Linked DNA regions of Mus musculus: region 2 is linked to region 1. Evidence: chromatin loops called from intact Hi-C (ENCODE). Cell type or tissue: heart. All regions are shown on one strand. Each heading gives the region's core, and the rest is flanking DNA. Links, peaks and the distances in the headings are about the cores only. Region 1 overlaps Zcchc7 (zinc finger, CCHC domain containing 7). Region 2 holds the start of Pax5 (paired box 5).

Region 1 (10,997 bases), core at 1,432-9,431:
GGATTCTGTTAAAAAGTTGTGTTTCGTAATTGTAGTTGTCGTGTCAGAGCCTAACTGACTTGGAGCTGAAGGATTTTTGTGAGATGAGTAGCTGTGCCAGCAGGGACCCAAGTCTCCTGGGCTGGCCGCGCTCTCATTAAGATTTGCCGCTAGCAGTGGCGGTGGTGAGCATGTATGTGACGTGCATTCTGTTATTGTATGCTTGGCTTGTCAGCCTGCAGCTTCCTGACACTCACTTATGTCACTCTTTATTCAGAGAGGAAGAAGCTTTTGATAATTTGACAAGACAAGCTCTTAAACGATCTAGGTCATGGCCTTCACTGTCTGTGATTGTGAACATATTTCCTGAAAGCCCTGTCACTCATCACAGCTACATTTTCTCCCGGGGAGCCACAGGCCTGTCCTGGTCTCTTGTCAGCTCATACATTTTGGTTATTCATATACCAAATACAGTACTGGGGGTTTTTTTCTTCCCTTTTGCAAATGCTCGCATGTTAGTAAGGCTAATCCTTTCTCCTGTGCTGTGCTCCCAGCAGGGCTGCGTTCCAGGCTCCCTCAGTACAAGGCAGACAACTGGCCGAGGGGAGCTGAGGAGGAGGAAAGGCCGCTTAGCCTTGTTTTGTGTTTGTTCATTGTTGTGGAAATATGAGAACTGGTGGCAAGGGCCTTGTCTGTTGAGCACTTGAGTCTTGGTCTGCTGTCAGGGGCTGTTTAAGATTGAGTGTTTTATTTTCTTTGATGTACGCATTTGAGAATAGGGAAGTGGGAATTAAACAACAGATGCACTAAGCCGTTGTTCTCATAAAACAATAATTAGCACCTGATAAAATTCAATATGGTTCAAAATGCACAATATAAACTCTCAATTCATCTGGCATGGCAAAGTATGTTGATTCATCTTTGAATGTTATGAATAATAACACTCAGTTATTCATGTATGTTTATTATCCAAAGTACAATAGACAGGAAAACTAGTTGGGCAAAAGTTGGCAAGCAGTGAACCACATTGCCGAAACAGATGTACGAGTGCGCTGTGTGTGTTCTGGTGTTCATCTACCTAAATGCCAGGAAGGTGGGAGCCGTGGGCCAGGACTGCATGATGATGCTGTGTGTGTTTTCACTTCAGCTGACTACCCATTCAGTCTAAATGTTTTAATCAGACCAAGTTTTCACTTGCAGTAGTTAGCTTCTTTCTTTAGAAGTTTATTCTATCTAAATTTTCCATGCTTAGCCATTCTGCTTGCTGAGAATTTTTAAAATATCTCTGTGTACAATACTCAGGAGTGTTAAAAAGAAGTCACCAAAGTTTAGCATGTAGGAAAAATAGGATTTTAAATTTTGATTAATGATTGCGGTTACATTTTGTATTTAGAATTAACATGTATGCTCTCCAATGACCTCTGCTTTGAAGTCTTTTTTAATTGTAGTACTGTTATCTAATAAAAGAGAAGAAGTTTCATATCATCCACTCCCATATCAGTCATCATCTTCCTGTACAGGGCAATCAGATGATTGTTCAAAAACTAAGGAATTCTTTATTACTAAATTGCTACTACACCAGAAAAGGTCACATGGTAGAGTAGCATTCTGCCAGTCTATGACAACTCAGTGATTGTGATTTTTCAACCATATTATTCTGAGGATACTGTGGTAATCAAGAACTATCCATAACTAATGTATAAATAACTGCTTGCTATCTCTATAGTAATTGAACTCAAATTATATGTACATAGCAAAAGTTTTATGCCAGAAGGCAGGAAGTGAGTACTTGAAGATATATCGTACATTAAGTTTTGTATGTAAGTATGTTTGAGTGTGTCATCCTTAACCTGAGAACCAAAAAAGCTACTTTTAATTTTATAAAAGTATTTTTCTTTCAGTTAGCATTACTAGTAGAGAAATCATTGACTTAAGTAATGGGTTTTCCAGATACTACATATTTGATGAATATGCCGCTAGAACTGGGAGGAAGACCACTGGACATTTTAATTTACATGCTTTCCTATAGAAAATTGCACAGGCTAGTTAAGCCTAAAGTATATAATGTGTGCTTTTTCACCTGAGTTATATATCTTTGTTCTAACTACATATGTGGTATTTTCAGTAGAGATTTTGCTGTGCATAGTTACTGTTAAAACATTCTTCTTCTGTAAGGATGGTTAACTGATGAGCGAAACAGTGCTGCTAGAGACAGTTTCCTCTGGGAGAGATCAGTGTGTGACTCAGGAAAAGGGTCTCTTGCTGGTGTCTGTTCCTGGTGCTGAGGATTTTTGTTATCTATTCTGATTTCAGTAAGTTCATCTTGAACAGATTTTTTGAGGTTTCATTGTTTTGTTTTTAGATTATTTCTCGATAAATATGAACATGTAAAATTTTGATGTATAAGAGAAAGGCTATAGATTTTAGGGATTTTGCTTTCTTTGGTTTGGCTTGGCTTTCCTTTTTTATTCTCTTTTTCATTAAGTTTTAAGTTAGCACCAACAGACATTACAGATAAGTACACTGCACAGTTAAAGCATCTTAAAAGTGGTGCTCTTTTAAAAGACACTCTAGGTTAGTCTTACAGATCTAGACCACTGCTCTTGATTTACCAGTTTAACTGAGTTACGGCCCAGCATCATACCAAACTTCTAACCTGTGAAGAAAGAGAGGAAAACTTTGTAACTGGCTTCCTGACAATGGCAGGGAGTGTGTTAAAGCAGTGTAAAATTCAATTAAACCGTCTAGCCAGGTTTTTGAAGCTGAAATGCAGACCCTTTCTGTTAAGCTTCTTATTTTCCTGTGACCGACACCGGTGGATGCTGGGTTATGCCAAAACCAACAGGCTGTAAAGTACCTTGTTTCATGCTCCCAGCTGATCAATATTTTTATTTTCCAGGCTTGCCCAGAAATCTGGAGGCAGTATCACCTAACGGTGAGTAAAAACACCTTTTTATTTTCCCCAAGACCCAGCCTATTTACCCTTCTCTGAACTGCTGACCATAAAATATAGACAAGCATCTTCTGCAGCAAGATAATAAACATCTGGAGAGTTTGTACTGAGAAAGCAATAATGCACCTCTCCCTTTCTCCTGCCCACTGCCTGCTCTTTATTTTCCTGTTTTTAAAAGATTTCAGCTGATTTTTATTACTCATGTCATTAAATGATTCTATCATAATACCCTCAGGCTTAGATTATATTCACTAAATTAAAGGGGGAAAGTATTTTAGAGGCTATAAAACTGCGTCTTTAGAACACTGTGTTACCACAGTCCATAAGCATACAGCCCACAATATCATCCATTATCACTTTCTGCTTTTGCTGAAATACATTCTTAACTGCAGCTAGAAAAAGCTTAGTGTACCTTTCATATAGGACAATTCAACTCTCCTATCCTTAAAAGTCTATACTTGTTTGAATTATAGACATATATATTTAATAGTCAATTTCTGATTTATTATTCAATTCTGATTTATTATGATTTTAGTCTTACTGAAAGCAGAAAATAACTATTGATGTATAATCCGTTTGATTAATTCTCAATATAAAGTCAGCTCACTTTGACTTTCCAGTTTAAATAATGTCAGTAATTCAATATTGTCTTACTATTTAATACATTTTTGATGTATTAAATAGTACTGAGAGACCATTTCTTTTAATTATACAGTTATATAGCACAATATAATTAATAGTTGTTGAAGTTTAGTATATAAAAGATTTTGTATGATACAGTTCAGAAAAGAGAAAAGGCAGTTTTTTTAAAACATATCTTTATACTGCTTTCCTCTTACAGAGATATAAAGTGAGCCAACAGGCAGACTCATCTACCATTGTCTGCCCGGGCCACAGTGCAAGGGATAGTAGTATATCTGCAGGGTTATCTAAAACTTTAGTGTTATATTAAATAAAAGTCATATACATGTCTATATATTATATACATATATGTGACAAATGCAGTCAGTGGATTATATTTTGGCATTGTAGCAGCTCTTTGGTAACATAATAATGGTAAAGCCCTTATAGCCTAAACCTGATAAGAACAGAATTATTCTTGTATCTCTCAAGGTCTCAGAGTCTCTGTATAGTGGTGTGGCAGTACTCGTTACTTTTATTAAGTAATACCATCATACATTTGACTTTGTAGCTCTTTTAGCTTTTCCACTAATTTAAAGAATTTTTATGTGACTGTTATTGAATGATAAAAATTAGCTTCAAATGTAACAGAAGGTTAAAAGGTTTGTTGAGTATTTTTTTAGCTTTTCAGAAACAAATTATAAAAAGAATAGAGATCTTTAAAAATGAAAACAAAATAAATTCATCTTTATTAGAATATAATATATTCTATCTGTAAGAATAACAAATTCAATTTGAAGTTTTCTTTATATGGAAACCTGGTTGATTTTCTTTCAGAAAATGTTGAAGTAATCATTGTAATTCACAACTATCAGGTTTTAATTAACAGTGAGTTATTATGCAAGAATAACTACAACAATAGTATGCTTATAAATGTGTAAATACTTTTATCAATCCATCTAAAATATAATCATTTTCCAATTATTTAAATTGCCTTATCAGTATATGGACAATATTTGAATGCCTGTAATTAAGCAGTATTAAATATTGAGTGAAAGCACACTGCATGCTGATTTTAGCCATCTTCAGCCCTTTTACTAGGCGATGGACTGCCATCTATTGACTCAGAGTAGCCCTCACATGTGAACAGTGGCATCAGTCACAGCAGTGGCCACAGAAGGAAGGAAGTTTGAATTGCCTCTTATGTACTCATTTCAACCAGCCTGCTTAAGGCTGTAAAGGTCGAGAGATCATTGTGATACATTCACTTCTCCTCTGACCACAAAGTATCTATTTCTAACTCCAAAGGCACTGGACTTTGGGGTTACATTTCTTTTAGAACTTGTGTTTGGAACTGTTGACATTTGAGTGCTTTTCACTTGCTGTGCCTGATTCCCAACTGATAAGATCTGGAGGATCATTTCCAGAACAAGTACACTTTAAGCAGCTACAAAATCGGGTCTAGGAAGCCTCTCTCTTATAAACATGCAAGAAAGATGAAGATAAGTAACATAGACTTAGGAATTTTCAATTTTTCCTTACAATATTGTGAAATAAGATTTCAAAAGAGAAGTTTTCATTATTTTCGGTAATATCAATGGTAAAATGAGGTTTCTAATAGATTATATCTAAATAAAGAGCTTTTAAACAAACTTGACTTGAATGCATTAATAAAAGGCAAATCCATCATTTCAAAAGACACACAGTGATACTGAGACTCTAAAGCACACCCCCAGCACAGCATGTGGCTCTACTGCTTTTCTTTATCCATTTCGATGACTAATTTAAAAAAAAAAATGTACCTTTTGATGTCTTTGTTGATCTGGAGACATATGTGAGAGAATTTATTTAAAAATTACCTATACTTCCTTTTAAAAAAAAGAAAAAGCAAGCCTTTTGATATCTTTGCTGATCTGGAGACAAACATGAGGCGGGAAAATTAACAATTATGTAGTTTCCTCCAATAGCTAACACTTTTACTTCCTCAAAAAGTTAAAGTTTTTACATGTCTTAATCATATAACCCTATTCTTTACATTGTAACTTCTGCTTTCAGATTTTTAGCAAAGCCTTGTCTTTTTCTTCATTCACATAGTTCCTTGTAGATTATTTCCCTATGAAAAAAGAAAGTCCTTTCTCCATCTCTTCCTTTCTTATGTTATAGCAAAAACACTAGGCTAATATGGCACCCACAGAGTTATATAGCCCATAGTATTTTTCTCTGATAGAAACTATAATTTAACATGCATTAGACATTCTTATCGTGTTTACTTAAAAAGTAATCAGAAAATTGCAATTCAAAAGCTGTATATATTAAGAACCAAAAAGGTTAATGCATCTTTTATGTTTAATTTTGTGCTTGTTTTTTAATGTATTTAAAATGCATTACAACCTTACTACTTCTTAGTTTAACTAAAAATTTCAGAATATGGAAGAGGATATAATTTTTATATGAGGTTAAGTTTTGGAATGCTTAGAATTTATACTTCAAAAATGGAAATTTTTATTAACTAGGGAAGAGAAGAAAAATACATTTCCTTGTCTTCCTTTCTGGTCAGTGTTGACTAGCAGTCAAGAGTACAACCCTGAACCCGCTGAATGGCGGAGTCTTCCAGACTGCAGTTCAAGTGCTCCATTCGTTTTCCCGGTCCACATTCTCTCCTTACCTGGGAACATCAGCCTACAAGTATACTGCTGAGTTTTCACAGAATGATTTTTACAGCAAATCAGAATTTTATCATCTAAAAAATTCTATGCTTTTTGCCACAGAATGGTGCCCCAAATATCAGCAGACTAAAGCTAACTTCAGAACTACTGTTTGACAGTCCAGAAGAAGAGAACAGGAGATAGGTGCTAAAGCTACAGCCATTCAAATATCTTTTACCTTGGGATTGAGGTGTAAGGCAGGGTAAATATAACATCCCATGCTTTTCTTTAAAAAAAAAAAAAAAAGTTTTTTAAAGTCACCAACAATGGAGACATTTTTCTATTCACGTTTTTCAAAAAAAGAAACTTCCTTTTAATGTGTTCCGAGCATGTGTTTGGAGTCTTGGGTGGCTTTGTCAGCTCCCCAAGCAGACCTGCCAAACGTGCGAGCACCATCCACATGCTGCTCACCTGAGGAGTCCTCATCTTTCCTGTGTCTGTTTGCACGTGGGAGGGAGGGAAACAGCCCAGGCGTATATTTAAGAAAATAGCATTGATTGGGCATTATCATTAGAATTATATATTCCAAAATAGGGTGAGGCCTGCCTCATTTTCACTATTAAAAAACAAAAATGTTGTGCCATCTTTAAGGGCCTGACAGAAACTATCATAAACAACAATTTTATAAATTCATTTGATAGTGCAATCCACAATGCCAACTCCCAGAACCAAGAATACTCATAACTCATAGGCATTTTCCTCTGCTGCTGGGTCAGTGCTGTGATTGTTATGTTGCTATTAAGACACTAGAGCTGTTAAATTTCAAAGATTCAGCTGTCTTTAAAATCTCCTTAAATCCTGAAACTGCTAAAGTTAATGTGCTGTGACCTGGTGATTGAGAACGCATACACCTTGTTTGCAGTCCGTGAGGATGTATTTTTTTCTTACAGGACTCGGAAGTAAAGCTTTATTTCTTTTTCAAGTTGCTTAATATCTGAAAAACATGATTTGGTTGGTTGGTTTTTGGTGCTGGGTCTAAACGCAGGGCGTTATGTTTGCTAACTATGTACTCTGCCACTGAGTATACCCCAAGCACCAATGAGATTTTTTAAATTAGCATTGATGACTTCTATAATAAGAAGAAATATATTTGAACATTAACATGACATCATTTTTGAAGATTTTTCACTTGGAAATATTATCTAAAAGAGTTTAGTATTTGTCCTTCCCTTAATGTCAAAATCATGATAGATTTTTTTTATTTCAGTCTTATCATTTTTAACTTAATATATAAAAAGTGATTACTACATTTAAAGAATTAAAATTACTGATGTTTTATAGTAATTCAGTTACATTCCAGAATTAATCCTTGAAATCAATAAGAAAATACACTTTCAAAGAGGGTGAAACCTGGAATTATAAATCTCAATAAATGAACTTCATTTTAAAATAAATATAATTTGCCAAATCACCAAAAAGCAGTTTGCTAAAGTGCTTTCTATAAAAGAAAGTGGAAAAGTATAGAAGTTGTGCATGTTATTTTTATACATGTTATTTTTCCTTTCATGTTTCTTCAGGCCATGTACATGTGCATATAATATAGAAATTTTCTTTTGAAGGAATATGAGTTATCCTTTCAGAAATTTTTTAGCATACATGATTTTTAATATTTTAATTCAAAAGTAATTTGGCCTGGACAGGAAATCAATATGGTATTTTTTTCTATAGGCTTATTCTTGTATAAATATATTTGAATACTATCAAGGCTTCCTGGCGATGGTCCTGATGTAAATACAAGCATTTGAGGTAGTGAAGGCGGAAGTGTGCATCGCCTGTGCAGCTTGTGGATGACCTAGGAAGCCAAGCCTGTGCTTTGCCACCTCCCGGACGTCTGCGCTCACCTCAGCAGCAGCTCCCATGTTAGATAGGAACACTGTTCAATAATAAGTTAGTTTAATCTGAAGATCTCCTATAGTTGGTAACTTCTGTCTCATAAAGTCTCTCTGCTTTTCCACCTCTCATACTGGCTGGAGAGAATGACCCGCACACTCAGGATTCGCATAGTCACTAGATGAGCTTCTAGTGTGAGGGCTGCTTTAAATTTGAAAGAAATTCTTATAGTCATTAATTTTCTAATCTAACAGAAAGGTAGAAAGTTACATTTAGACATTTTATCATCCTTTACCCCTCCGCCCCTGTTATGTTCATTTTTAGTTACAAATGAACTATGTTTATTCGTTACAGGGAAAAGTGATTAATAATTAAATATGTAGCAGTTAAATTCCATTTCTAGGTGTTTACATTTTAAAATATGGCACACTTTGAATTTTTTTGTTTTGTCTCTTTAGAAACATATATATTAGTCATGTCATCCCAGAGAAAATTGTATCCCTTTTTACTAGTGACTCTGTACTTTGAAAGAATTCCATTTTAAGTGAAAATGAATATAATTAAATAAAACACTTAAACTAAATTTTCTCAGACTTCTAGTTGACCACCATATACTATCTAATACCAGAAATTACAGTTTTCACATCTGAAATGTTTAGCCATTCCAATTTTGTAAGATTACCTACACATCAGAACAGAAGAATAAAATGCAGTATAATTTTAGCACATTTTTCATATGTTAGATAAATAGGGGGCTTATGCCATTCCTTAAAGTGCATTCTAAGTAACTGACTCTGTTGTATGCTTTTCTGGATATTTCAATGCAGCAATAAATGTAAATAGGGTATACAAAACCAGTGTCATTTGCACTAGCTAATTACAGTTAGGATCAATATAGTCTTAGAAGTCAGCTCAGCCATTTGAAGGCCTCTTTCCATGAGCAGTGTCTGAGCCAGAGCTGGGTTTTGACGTTACGCATGCTTCTGTAATTAACAAGTTACGCTGGCAGTAAGATTTCAAACACTACTCTCACTTAAGTGACTGGAAATCTGTGAATGACTTAACAGATTGACCTGACTAGGCTTGAAATTCATTGATAGTTTAACTCCCTCGTGTATTAGAAAGTCAAGAGAGTTATATGTAGACTTGTACATCTGTAAATATTTCTCCAAGCTGTTTGAGAATTGGCCTTTCAGTAATATTAGTAATTTACATGAAGAAAAATGCTACAAAGTTTGGAAGGCATTGAACAATTAAAAGAAAGCTTGAATAGCTATTATGTAATCCAAATATACATATATGTATGCATGCATGCATGCATACACACATAAATGTATTTGAGATTAAGTTATACATTCACTTTAGCTGGTTTTCCAACATATGAATTGATTCTTTTTCAGAAATAAGAATTATTTTAATGTGAGAGATCAGAAATCTATTGGTGAAAATAATTCATACATACAAACACATTCATCAATTACAGTAAGGCTACCAGAATCTTTTGTTTTGAGACAGGTAGTTCCTCCTGCCTCAGCCTCATACTGCTGGGCTTGCAGGCATAAACTAACATGCCCAGCTTTATTTTCATTGCTTGTTTTAAAAACTGTGTATGTGTGTATGCATCATATATGCTATGCTGTATACATGCACACAAATTTAACTGAATCTACTAGATATAAATCCATCTTTATAATTTTGTAATGTCTGATCTTATAAATACCCACCTGAGGTTTCTGCATATTAGTTTCCTTTTATGAGGCTAGTCTGGGCTGACCTTGGATTACTGGTGTCTTGCTTCAGCCTCCAAAGAGCTAGGATTACAGGCATAGACTATCATTCCCAGCTAAATGCCTTCATAGGAGTATGCTTGTATGCAGATATTTGCAGTCAGGAGCACTAAGTTTGGGGCTGTGTTTTTTAATTTCATTTATAAAATATGTCTCCATTTTTGTATGTCTTAGATCTATAATATTTCTTTTGTTTTATAGTTATATATGTTTTTTTAAAGAAAAATATGCTTTGAAATTTGGACAGAAGGGCAGGCTTGCCAATGAGTTAATGTTCTGTATTACAATATAAGGAAAAGAATGCCAACTTAAGGTTGTGCTCTGGTTTCAAGTTTGATTCCTTTGTGTAGTATGTACACAGAGGTTGTGGTTAAAATGTTTAACTCAGAAGAGCCTTAGTTGTGTATCTGAAAATGAGTGGTAGTGCCCACAGGACTTGTGAGTATGCAGTGAGATGGTCACTGCAGTGCCTCACAGCTCCTCATAAAGCAGGTTACACCAGGTAAGCACTGCCAGCGCAAGCCCATGGGCACCTGCACAAGAGGTGCGCTGGGCAATGTCTCTGCTCAAGGTGAGGCTGTAATGACCTCTTGTAGCCTCCTAACAATGTTTCCTCCTTACAGTTACTGAAGTTAAATACAGCGTTCTTCTTTTCTTACTATTTATACTTGTCTTACTTGTTTCAAAAAATGTAGGTGAGTAACTTCTTTTTTTTTTTTCTTTTTTCCCAAGACAGGGTCTTGCTATGTAGCCCGGGCTGGCCTGGAATCGCTATATTGCCCAAGCTGGCCTGGAACTCAAGATCCTCCTGCCTCAGCTTCATGAGTGCTGAGATTACAGGCGTGCGCCACCACGCCCGGTTTAGGTGAGTAACTCTTAATTAAGTACTGCAACAAGTTATTTTCTTAATTTGATTTACCTTAACATCAGCATAAACATTTAAGATTATATCACAAAAGATTTAAGTTACTTCCTTTCCTATAAAAATGACAAAGTAAAGTACATTTCATAATAAAAGTGCAGTGCACGTTTAGACTGGCTTTAATCTCCACCATTAAAGGAAGCAAAGAAGCAAGAAAGGGAGGGGGGATAAGTAATGACATCACTCTAAAATACCTGAAT
Region 2 (10,997 bases), core at 1,751-9,750, 200 kb before region 1:
TTTCCGGAACCCCTTCCGGGTCTTGATCTTTGCTGCCCCACACCTACCTCTGCCTTAGAGCAAGGAGATTACAACTGGGAAAGTACTGTGATGGCATAGGGCCCCATTTGCTTTATCCCGTAGTCCCCAGCGAATCAGATATCGTAAGAGTTGAGTTCCAAGCCAGTTATGGGACTCTTAATTCCCACTATGGATGTCAAGAGGCTGCTCCGGAGAATCGGTCAGTGGTACCTCAAGCTCCCAACCCTGCTCCTTGAGCTTACAATCCCCGATCAAGAATATTAAAAACTAAAAGGGTTCTGAGAAAACTGTTTCCCCATTCTTCAGATTTGGAACCTGAGGATAAGAGGCTGGATTCAACTTATCTAAGGTCGCACTAGTGCAAGCCTGGGATAGAAGAAAGGCTGGAGGCTGGAAGTGGAGCTGGTGTCAAACTAAATAATTTATCTGGACAATACCTGAAGAGGCCAATTGTTCTGTATTGTTTGGACAAAACCCTAAAGGTATCCTGAGGGCAGGATGAAAATGCAGGTACCATTCCAACAGACACAGTCCAGGTCCCTCCTTTCACACAGTAGGCATTGTTCAGCTCTGGCTATGTTCTCTTCTGTACGACCCTATCTAACCAATGAAGGAAAGAAGGCCCTCCCAGTACTTAGTGATTCTGGGTCAGAGGAAATTTTCTTCTGAGTGGTTCTGTTTGACACTCCTGGAGTTCCTGAGCCCTGAGAACTTCAAATCCCCAAGAAGTGAACAGCCCTACTATTACCACCTACTCCAGCCTCTCAAGCTCCCAAATAGTGGCCCAGAGAAATTAGATGACCAGTCTGAGATGGCACAGCTATTTCCCCACAGAGATAGGCTTCCATGCCTCAAGCCCTGCCTTCATCTGCAACCTGCGTCCAGGAAGGGCTATCAGAGAGGTACACAGAGATCATAGCCCTGTGAAACAAAACCATGGGGGAAGGTGCAGGGAGTGGAAAAATAAAGCAAAACAAACAAACAAAACCCACAAGTTATTTAAATTCAATTGCTTTGGAACGTTTTGTCTGTTGATTGAACGACCATTTTGAGAGTGCTTCAGAAACCAGAACCCTTTTGGAGAAAGAGTCTGTCTGTCTGTCTGTCTGTCTGTCTCTCTCTCTCTCTCTCTCTCTCTCTCTCTCTCTCTCTCTCCTTGGAGACTTTGCCTGATGGGAGTCTGGGAGTCACACACCACGCCACACCATCCCCAATTCCTACCCTGCTCCCTGCTCTCCAACAGTCCCCGCTTACAGAACAGCCAGACCCTCTGAGTGCTGGTGCTGCCATGGAGTTCTGACCTGAGATTGACTCTTGCAGTTCAATTCCAGCCCATTTGACTGCTCTTTCTTCCAATAAAACAAGGCCTTTCGGGATTCAGACTGGTTGCTCAATTGGGAAGGATCTGAGGTGTCTGGGCACTGCTCTTCTAACCTGGTGGGTTCCTTTTAACTTTAATTTAAAAATAAAAAAAAGTATCGAAGAGGAAAAACAAATGGTCTGTGATTGCACAGCAAATGGGGCATAGAGATGCCTGTCTGATCCTTGAAAGTGGATCAAGAATCTGCCCTACTTGGTCTGGGTATATTGCAGGAATCACTGGGGAGGAGAATATTAAGCCAAGTCTCTCTTGATGTGCACACATGCTGTGTTGGGGCTTGTCATCCCTACTAGTCTGCCCTTGCACCAGGACAGTCTCTCTGTGCTTAAAGAGTGCATAGTCCTTGCTCCTAAGGCCTCAGCTTCTTGTACCTGGAATCCAGAGAACAACCTCTGGAATGTTTCCCAGAGCTTCTGTGAGATGCTGTCCCAGGCATGGGAAGTGCTCTTCTCTCCCTTCTAGAGCCAGTCTTGTTTTATTAGAAGTCAGCTCCTTCTGGGCCTCCTCTTTTCCAAAGGAGGAAGAAGCTTCTTAGGTGCCTCCCTGCTGTGTGCTGGCCTTGCTTAATGCTGGGCTTTAAACTTTAAAGACACTCCAGGAGGACTGCTAGATGGCTCTGGAGGAAAGAAGGGACAGTTTGGTGGCCCATGAAAGGCCTACAAGTTCAGGGCAGAAAGTAGACCTAGATGGCCTTTGAGTGCCTGGACAGCCCCTCAGTCCTCTCCCTCCTTTTCCCTAGGCTGGACCTCAGGACTTGGAAGACAAGCAAAAGGGCACACCTGAGCTACTACCTTTTCCAAAGCCAAGCAGGTGGCTTTTACCCTAACTCATCATTAAGGGGCGTGGCTCTTAGAATTTGAAGCTCCAAACCTCCCTAGGATTTCCCCTACACAAGCCCCACCCAGTCTAACAGCACAGGAGAGTGAAATGCTTTATTGATTAAATGATTATTCAGGCGATTGAACTAATCAAAGAGCCCATCGACCGCCATGAATTACATTCTTCGTAGTAGACAGCTTGTCGGAGAGACAGCCACTCGGACCCCTCTCTTGACTCACAGGCGTCCATCCCGGTCCCAACAATAAACAACCCAGGCAGGCACAGAAACCTTTGGGCATCCCACCACTTAGAGAAAGGAAGCTTGTCTGGGAGTTAAGAATGGAAAGGGAATGGAGATCCTGGTTTCTGCCTCTGAACTCTCACCACAGTGATGTTCCTCTGGCTCCTGCTCTCACTTGTTTTGTTTTTTTTTTTTTTCTATCATGGCTTTTCTGGACCCAGAGCTATGCCAGGAAGTCACCCTGGGTTGGTGGTCTAAGTTTTATCTTCTTGACTTTATCAAAGGCTTGAGTAGAACTGAGATCTCATAGATAACCCAGAAATGAGAAAAGTGGGTTTCCTGCCATTGCTCAGAGTGTTAGTGTACAGGTTGGCCCAAGAGTCTAAGGAGCAAAACAGGATGGCATACCATGTTATGTCTTAGCATAGACAGAGGCCTACTGCCCTGCCACATCTCAAACATAAACATATCCTGCTACCCACTGCATGGGCCTCTGGGAGGCACAGGGGCACTGTGCCAAGAAGGCCTGTGTACATACAGTAACCCCAGCTGAATGACCAGGCTAGGCTCACATACCCACCCACTTGTGCTCTCCTTCATTGGAGCAGCACCCACAGGACAAAGCCTGAGCATACAGTGTGACATATATACACACACAATGTCAGAGGCTAATCTAGGTGACAGCCTAAAGGCAAGGGATTGGAGTGTGTGTGTGTGTGTGTGTGTGTGTGTGTGTGTACACTGTCAAAATGTCATCAGTAGTCCACAGACTGTTCTTACCTACCAAAGTTGTGCTTGCTGTAGGAGACCCTTGTACACAAATGCTAAATGCAACACTACACTAATGAGACAGTGCACACTGCACAGTGAGAGCTTAATTGCCCTGAATTCACATCACTTTTGATTCTATCTCTCAATATTATAAGACTTAGGCCTGGCAGCACATGTGTTGTATACTATACCCCTAGTAGGCCCCAGAGCTATACCAGTGCTAGAGACAAGCACTTTTGTATGTATTGGTATGTACACATTGGGCAGCTGTTGACATCCAAAAATGGAGGGGTCAGAGAACCACCTCTTTCTTACTTCCAAAATCACTTGGGATATAGAGATGACCAGACCTCTTAAGCAGTAGATGTCCAGTGAGTGAGATGCTTATCAAACTATATACACAGAATTTACACAAACACACATCTTGGAGTCTTAAAAAGAACGCACACAAACACTAACTCATAAACACATGCTAATATGCTCAAGGCAAGATACAAGCTAGTAAAGATGCCAACAGGCGTACAAACTCAAACTGAACACCTATTTGGGGTAACACAAACTCCTGCACACATTGATCTCCTCAAGTGAGCACACAGATCCAAACTTGAACATCTCCAGATTAACACCAACACAAGTATCAGAAACAGAATCAAACAAAACCAAAGAAAACAGGCCTCCTTGAAGACACCTTGACGGACTAGTGAAAACCATGTGAACGCACTGTAGAAGGACAGGCCTTTTCCTGAGAAAACTACACACACACACACACACACACACACACACACACACAAACACACACACCTTTCTTCTTGCATGGATATTAGCATGGATACTAGCACTGGGTAGTGTCCCAGAGTAAGCATGGATGAATCCCGTTTCGCGGTGTTCCTACCTGTCCTGATGGTCCGAGGAGTCGGGTAATTTTTCTCTAAATCCATTTCGATATTTCAGGACTTGATGAAATGGACAGCGAGGAAAAGTTTCCACTTTTTTTGGGGTGTCTTTTTTCCTTTTCTTTCTTTTTTCTTTTCTTTTTTCTTTCTTTGTTTTATTTTCTTTTCTCCCTCTTTTTCTTTCTTCCTTTCCTCTTTCTTTCTTTCTTTCTTTCTTTCTTTCTTTCTTTCTTTCTTTCTTTCTTTCTTTCTTTCTTTTTTTTGGTGCTGGGGCCCGCTCACAAGTCGGAATAATTGAAGCCTTCCGCTCCCCCGCCGAGCTGGGGTAGCTGATCACTGAGCTGAAACTAAACGTTTTAGGTGGAAAAAAAGCGTCCGAAGGCACCGTGAAATGATTAAGGAACTAAAGAGCTTCTCGCCATGTGAGATCATGTCCTGTTCTCGCCAACATCACAAGATGTCCCCAGACACGTCGCGCCCCCGGCGCACCGCCCCGCACTGCGGGCCAAGAACCAGGGAAAGGGTGTCAGCTCTGCGGCCTGCCCAGCGTGCCAGACGGGGCGGACCAGGCCTGGCCGAAGGTGTGCAAGAGGCCCAGAGAGCAGCAATGCCGCCTCGGTGCCGCCTTGGACTTTTATAGGGGGTTGGGGGCAGGGAAGGAAAGATTCAGACTGCGCCCGGCCCGGCGTTAGTCGCGCGCCTAGGGGAAGGAGAACCTGAGTCACAGGGTCGTACCCGCTTCCAAACCTGTGTCTGGGGGTCGCGGCCCTGTGCGCTTTTGCTCTACATGTAAACTCTGCTTTGTGAGGGCCAGTAGGCCCATTTTTTTATTTTAAAGAAAGAACAATTCTGCCAAGCAAGTGGTTTTGAACCCTGTACTAGCACAATTGTCAACCACAGGGGATGCTCCAGCATCCTCAGATTCACCCCTAGGGCGGCGCCCGCCCTCGGGGTTCCCAACTACCCCACCCCCAACTCAATTGCAACCTCCATAGGTCTGCTGGGCTCATCTTCCAGGGCAGCTTCAGATCACTACAGTATCTAGGTCCCATTCAGCCACCAGGTCCCAGATCTCCCCTTTAGAACTCGACCCTTTTTACCCCAGAGCCCAGAGGTTCAGCGGAAAGCTGCTGATAAAACCCGGTCCTCTGCTTTTGGAGCACCCGGGCCAAGCAGAACCATCCTAGCAGGCTCGGAGAACAGGCAAAAATTCTGGACACCTTACCCAGGCCCCTAAATGGAATCCCACTGCCCTCGGGCCAAGAGACCTTGTAGCATCCCCGAGTTCCCAGACTTGATTTTCCAGAGAGAAAATCGGTTGCAGAGGAACTAGGTAAAGGTGTGGTGTCCAACCTCGCTCCCTGCCGTCCGAGCTCAAGCCTCCTCTACTCTGCTCCCTCCCCAGTCTGAATTCCAAGCGGCTGGGTTTGGCCGCGAGAAGCCTATAGAGCCCCGTTGCGGGGGTGGTCGCAGGGGAAGGTTCTCCAGGGCGGGTGAGCGCTCTAGGGCCACTGGACAATGGCAGTTTCGGAAAGTGAATCGCTCTCCGAGAGTGTTTGTTTGATTTTTTTTTTTTTGGAGGGGGGTGGTCACGAGGCTGGGCTGCAACCTAGGGGAGAGAGCCTAGAGTTCGAGGATAGGGGGAGGGGTCAGTGGGCACCGGACATCGCAAATTCACTGAGCAGATTTCGCCACAATTGGAAACGTGGCTGTGGATTCCCGGGAGTCCCCCACCCCCACCAAGTAGTCTGCGTAGTCCCCTGTGCCACCCCTCCCTGCAGCCTGTGGGTCCGGGTCTCATCTGCGGTTTGATTTTTGGCGGTCCTGGAGCTTTAGACTGTCGTCTGCGTCCGGGCCTCTGCTCCCGCTTCCCGCCCTTCCGCCTCGCGGGTGCCGGGAAGCAGCGCTGCGGAGGGGAGGCCTGCCTGCGCCTGGAGATCAAAAGCTCTTTCGGAATTGACAGTTCACCCTGGGCTGGGGCTGGAGTTGTTGGCTTTTCTTTTCTTCCTATTTAGGGTTTTGTTTTGTTGTTTGTTTCCTAAGAGTTTCCATTATCCGTGAATCTTTTGTTTCTTGCGTTTTGCTTTTTCCTCCCCTCTTTGTGGAACTGCTTTTTCAGGTCTAGCTCTGGGGTGGGTTTTGTTGTCTGTACTGCGTGGTTTGATTTTGTGTGGGTTTTATACTCTGCCCTTGTAGACTGTCTCCTTTTGAGTCCTATGCCAGGCTTCTCCTTCTGAGCTGTGTTTTGATATGATCTGATTCTGTTTCAGTTAGTGCCTTGTGTGTCCTGCATCGACAAATGTATTTATTTTGTTTTCTTCGATTTTTGATTTTCTTAATGAGCTTTTGAATGGGAGGGGGCATGGGAGTTTGTTTTCCTGTGTTGGTTTTAGTTTTGTATTTGTGCGACGATTTGGTGAGTTTCGTGTGTATATTTTCATTTTGTGCAGGCTTTGGGATTAAGGGAGAACACACCGATCACTATTTCGTTTCTGCCTATATCTAGCTAGGAACCAGGATTAGGCCAAACATCACTAAATGGCGGGTTTGCCAGACTCCGAAATATACCAGACTCGGGGACAGACATGGCGTTGCTCTATGTGCGCTTCGCACCAGCGTGGAACAAACGTGCGCTGCGTTCCCGAGGGGGCGCCCGTTGCAAGCCACAAACTCCGGGGTCCTGCGGTCCTGATGCTGGGATCGCAATTCAGAATTCCCTCCGCGGTACCCAGGCCTACCCGCGGTTCCTTTGCCCATTCGGCCAGCTGTGGCCTGCCGTCTCCTTGCGACCGCTCAGCGCGCTTTCAACTTCTCCAAACCCCCTGCCAGCAACGTTGAACACAGAGGCGGCTCCCCGCTGCGGAGCAGGTGACAAACTAAACCACTTCGGATGACACGGAATTGATGCTGCGGCCCTAGAGATACCGAGTCAAGGACCAGAAAGCGTGGAGTCTAGGCGCAAATTGGTGTCGGGATTCCTGAATACACCTGGCCTAAAACTAGAAACCTGTGTTAGCTTTCGGCTCCGAGTGCCCGCCTTGTTTGCAATCATAAGTCGGTGTATCCACAATTGAACACATGTGTACACAGCTAGAAAGAGCAAGCCAGCGGGCTCCGCAGCAGAGGCCTGTAAGATGAATCCAGCGCTGGCATCGCCTGGAGGGGAAACCAAACCGTAGTGACCGGAAACGTTCCGAGGACAGAATATGGCTCTTTTTTCCCCCTAGCCACGTTGCCGCAACAACATACTAACCTCAACTTATTGTGTGCTTTTTTAAACGCTACACCAGGCAGAGAGAAGGGGTGGGGTGGGAGGCACGTAGAATCAGAATCGTGCTAGCTAAGCGGACTAGGAAATGCGAGGAGAATCTTTAGAGAAAATCAGAACGGCAAAGACGAGACTGAGGAAGAGACAGATTGGAAGCCCAGGAAAGGGGCTGGTACTGAGGTTGCTCCAGGTCCCCGCGTGCTCTGGCAGGGTGTAGGAGAAAGCAGAAATGGAGCAGAGTGACAGGAAAAGCAAAGGGCTGCAGAAGGGTTGGCCAAGGCACGCTGTGAGCTTCCACTTAGCTAGGAGGCTATAGCCAAGGGAGGGGGAGGCCGACGAGAGGGGCCAAGTTTGAGCTCCTCCACTCCGCCAGGAAACACCACCCGGAAGCCTAGACTGGGATTCTGTTCTGACCCCGCGATCTACCTTTCCAGATCTCTTGATCGGTCTACCTTTCCAGATCTTGGGATGCTAGGGAAGATTGGATGATACTTGGTCGCCGCTTGGCCTCCGGGGCAAGCCCTGGGGGCAGCCACCCCGACCAACTCAGGCCTTAGGGATTTCCTCTAGAACTGGCGAGGACCTTGGGTCGGAGCAGATGTCCAGGCAGGAGGCGAGGAAGAGGCCCCGCCCTAAAGTCGAGACCCCAGGTCAGAGAGATCAGGTGGCCGGAGCTGGACTTGCTTGAGTCCGAGTTCGCGAGGCGCGCACGTGGTACTGTACCTTCAGCAGGCGGCGCCTGGATAGCCCAGCCCCGCCCTGCGCAGTGTGTCAGGCCCAGACTGGCAACAGGGAATGTGGACACCGGGTCCGGACCAGTAGGGTCATTGTGATAACCTTGGAGCTTGAGATGGATAGGGTCGCTCTTCGCCTTTAATTTTTGGGGCGCAAGGCGCAAAAAGCATCGTGTTAGCCACTTGCCAGGGCAGGTTTTTAGAGCTGTTTTGAGTCAAAACACCCATTTCTACTGCTGCTGAAGCCCTCTGCTTCGAGAGGGCTTCGAGCTCTGGAGCTCTGGCTGCTGGTTCGCTGGGGTGCCATGTGCCATTCACTCACTGTCTGGAAATACTCCGGGAGTGCGGAATACCTGATGGGGCTGTGTGGTCCGGGGAAACAGATGCTAATGGTGTGTGGTCGCGATTGTTTTCCTTTTTTTAATGATAATTTTTTAAAAAAAGGTTGTAGAGAGAAGCCTCAAAGAGTGCAGACTGGGATCCTTTGGATGGGTTCATTTCATCTCAAATCCAATAGTTCAATTCAGTTTCACCACTGCTTTGCAGCGCGCAGGAACACATGGCAGACGTCAAGTGTGTATGCTGTATACATATGCACAGAGACCCACTTTGAAAGCGACTCTTAGAGAATTCTGAGATTAAATTTACTCTCCTAAAGTTCCACTTGCAATATATAAATATGGAAAACCATCAGTTGCATTTAAAATTCGCCAACACACCCCAGCAATTCAAAATTACCTAAGGCTCCAAAGGGAGACATTGAAAGATTTTTCAGGCATTGTGATTGAAAACAACTGTATCTCAGTTAGTCTCTCCTTTTCTTTTTAAGTAACAATACCAGAATTGTCAGTAACAAATCATATCTTTCTAAGAAGACTGGGTTTTGTTTCTGTCAGTATTTGTAATGGACCTTTTACTCTCTCTACATTCCCCCCCCCAGCCCCCGTTGGTAAGGTTTAAATATTCATACACCAGCCCAGACTTAACATTTATTCAATGTGTTTTAAACTAATGAAAAATTAATGTGATGTAATTTGATTCCATGAAGTATTGAAATATAAAGGTACCTACTTCACAGTCAGTTTGGAGTGAGGGTAAAAACACCAGGCTCAAACATTCTTTTGCTTTTTAGTGCCGATATTAATGCTAAAAGGAAGTGAAGCTCATCTCTAAGCAGGCCCTTTAATGTTTTCACTCACTTTGTTCTCTCTTTCTCTGAAATAACCTAAGAGCTATGGCAAGGGACCACGGTGTGCTGGAACACATTCCTGAGACCTGGAATGGGAATCTGCAGGGTCTCAAACCACCCTGTGTACTGGCTTTTTCTTGTGGGAAAAGATCTTATGGGGGTGTCTAGGACTCTGTGGTATACAACGTCTGGGTTTGAAGATATGCCTGAAATAAAACTGTGCTCCAAAAGTCTCTCGGACTTTCAGTGGATACATGTTTTTGGCAACTTGGCCAGCAATGTGCTGATAGCGGCTTCCAGAACTCAGCTCAGAGTAAGAGAGTAAAGCTGGGGTCCTAAGGATCTGTGAAGAGAGCCCTGGAACCAGCCCCACTGCCACCAGAGACAGTTCCCAAAGTCCTAACTGTCCTTTGTAATGGAGACAGGAACTAAACTTCCCTACATTATTCAAACCTAAAACACTTATCTGCAAGGAAGAAAACTCAAGGTCTCTGCAAATGAATTTTCAGACTGCTGAAAGCCATTTGAAATGAGGTTAGGATATATATATATATATATATATATATATATATATATATATATATATATTTCTGTTCACAAACACCCAGGGATCTACCTACAACACAAGGAAACTCCAGCAGCCACCAAGATCAAAGAAACCAAGATAGGACACTGAAAAGATTTGAGGTCCAAAGATTAAAAAATATATATTCCTACTAATGTAATCATGTCAAGTTATTCATGCTAAAATTCTACAATTTCCATTCAAATGAGTTTAAAAACAGGGGCTGGCAAATTTCTGGAGAAGTCTTTATAAATTCCCTCAGAAAAATAATTAAGGAACACGCACTCAGCTTTTATATTGACAAAATACATTCATATCCATTATACAAACATATCTCCGTATAATACACATGTATGTCTTTAGCCTTTTATGCTGATGGGCTTAGGACTTGGATGGGTTTTGTTTTGTTTTCAAACCTACAAATTCTTACACAAAAAAGAACCGGAGATGGAAACATTTTGGCGAACTTAAAGGGAGGCTGGTTTTTCCTCGTTTGGTATCTCATTTCTCATGCCATTGGAGCATAGGCTCTTGTACCCCTCGAAGTGACAAAAGAGAAGTCGGCAAGGATGAAACCCTGCCGTGTCTGCAAGAGCACTCCTCTGGACACACGTTCCTGATGGTGGGGAGTTTGCCCCCTCTAAACCTAGCCCGACCTTTTGTCTTTTGACCTCTGATGCATGAAATTAGGTAGCAAAAGAAAATTCGAAGAAAAGGATACAAAAACATGGAAAAACAGCCTTCTCTGACAATAGTCATTGTATCAGGATCATAGCTGAGCAGCCCGGCACTGTGAAAGTGCTTGCTTATAAGGCTGTGGGTCTTCCTGGCTGGCCACTGGGGTTCCTGGTCTCCTTTGTGGCTGATTTGCATTTGTTGGGGGAGGGATTAAGCACTCTTTAATTAAGCTTGGAGCTGGTTTTTGTCCCCGCTGCTTTCACCAAAGCCTGTTTAGGGAGCTGGCCTTTGGTTCCTCCCTCACCTCCTAGGCCCTCTGTGCTGGTTGGCTACCTGCTTTGCACCAGCCAGGGCAGCTTCCAAGATACAGAGAAAACTCTGCCACTAAAGCTTTTCTGCCTATGCAGAACTATGCAGAATTCCTCGTTGACATGGGG

What was found. A loop is a pair of places that touch in the nucleus more often than their neighbours do. Peaks named below come from ENCODE experiments on the same cell type or tissue, not always from the same donor. Only the 100,000 strongest peaks of a DNase experiment are listed, where the experiment ranks them.
Region 2: a loop joins it to region 1, with 3 times the contacts of the local background. A loop is called at or near these places in 4 of 42 quality-filtered maps.

Annotation. Positions count from the first base shown.
Region 1 is chr4:44,905,573-44,916,569 of GRCm38, forward strand. Zcchc7 (zinc finger, CCHC domain containing 7) reads left to right here. Exons shown (of 9, transcript NM_138590.4): 6 at 2,879-2,914. Among named protein-coding and RNA genes, the nearest start is that of Gm12678, 33 kb to the right of the region's middle. In heart, for the core only: a CTCF peak has its summit at 4,670; no DNase peak of the experiment used is centred there.
Region 2 is chr4:44,706,238-44,717,234 of GRCm38, forward strand. Pax5 (paired box 5) reads right to left here and starts at 4,457. Exons shown (of 10, transcript NM_008782.3): 1 at 4,126-4,457. The coding sequence starts at 4,171. RefSeq lists a promoter at 4,689-6,485 and an enhancer at 10,375-10,809. In heart, for the core only: no CTCF peak of the experiment used is centred there; no DNase peak of the experiment used is centred there; H3K4me3 peaks cover 2,896 bases; H3K27me3 peaks cover 7,505 bases.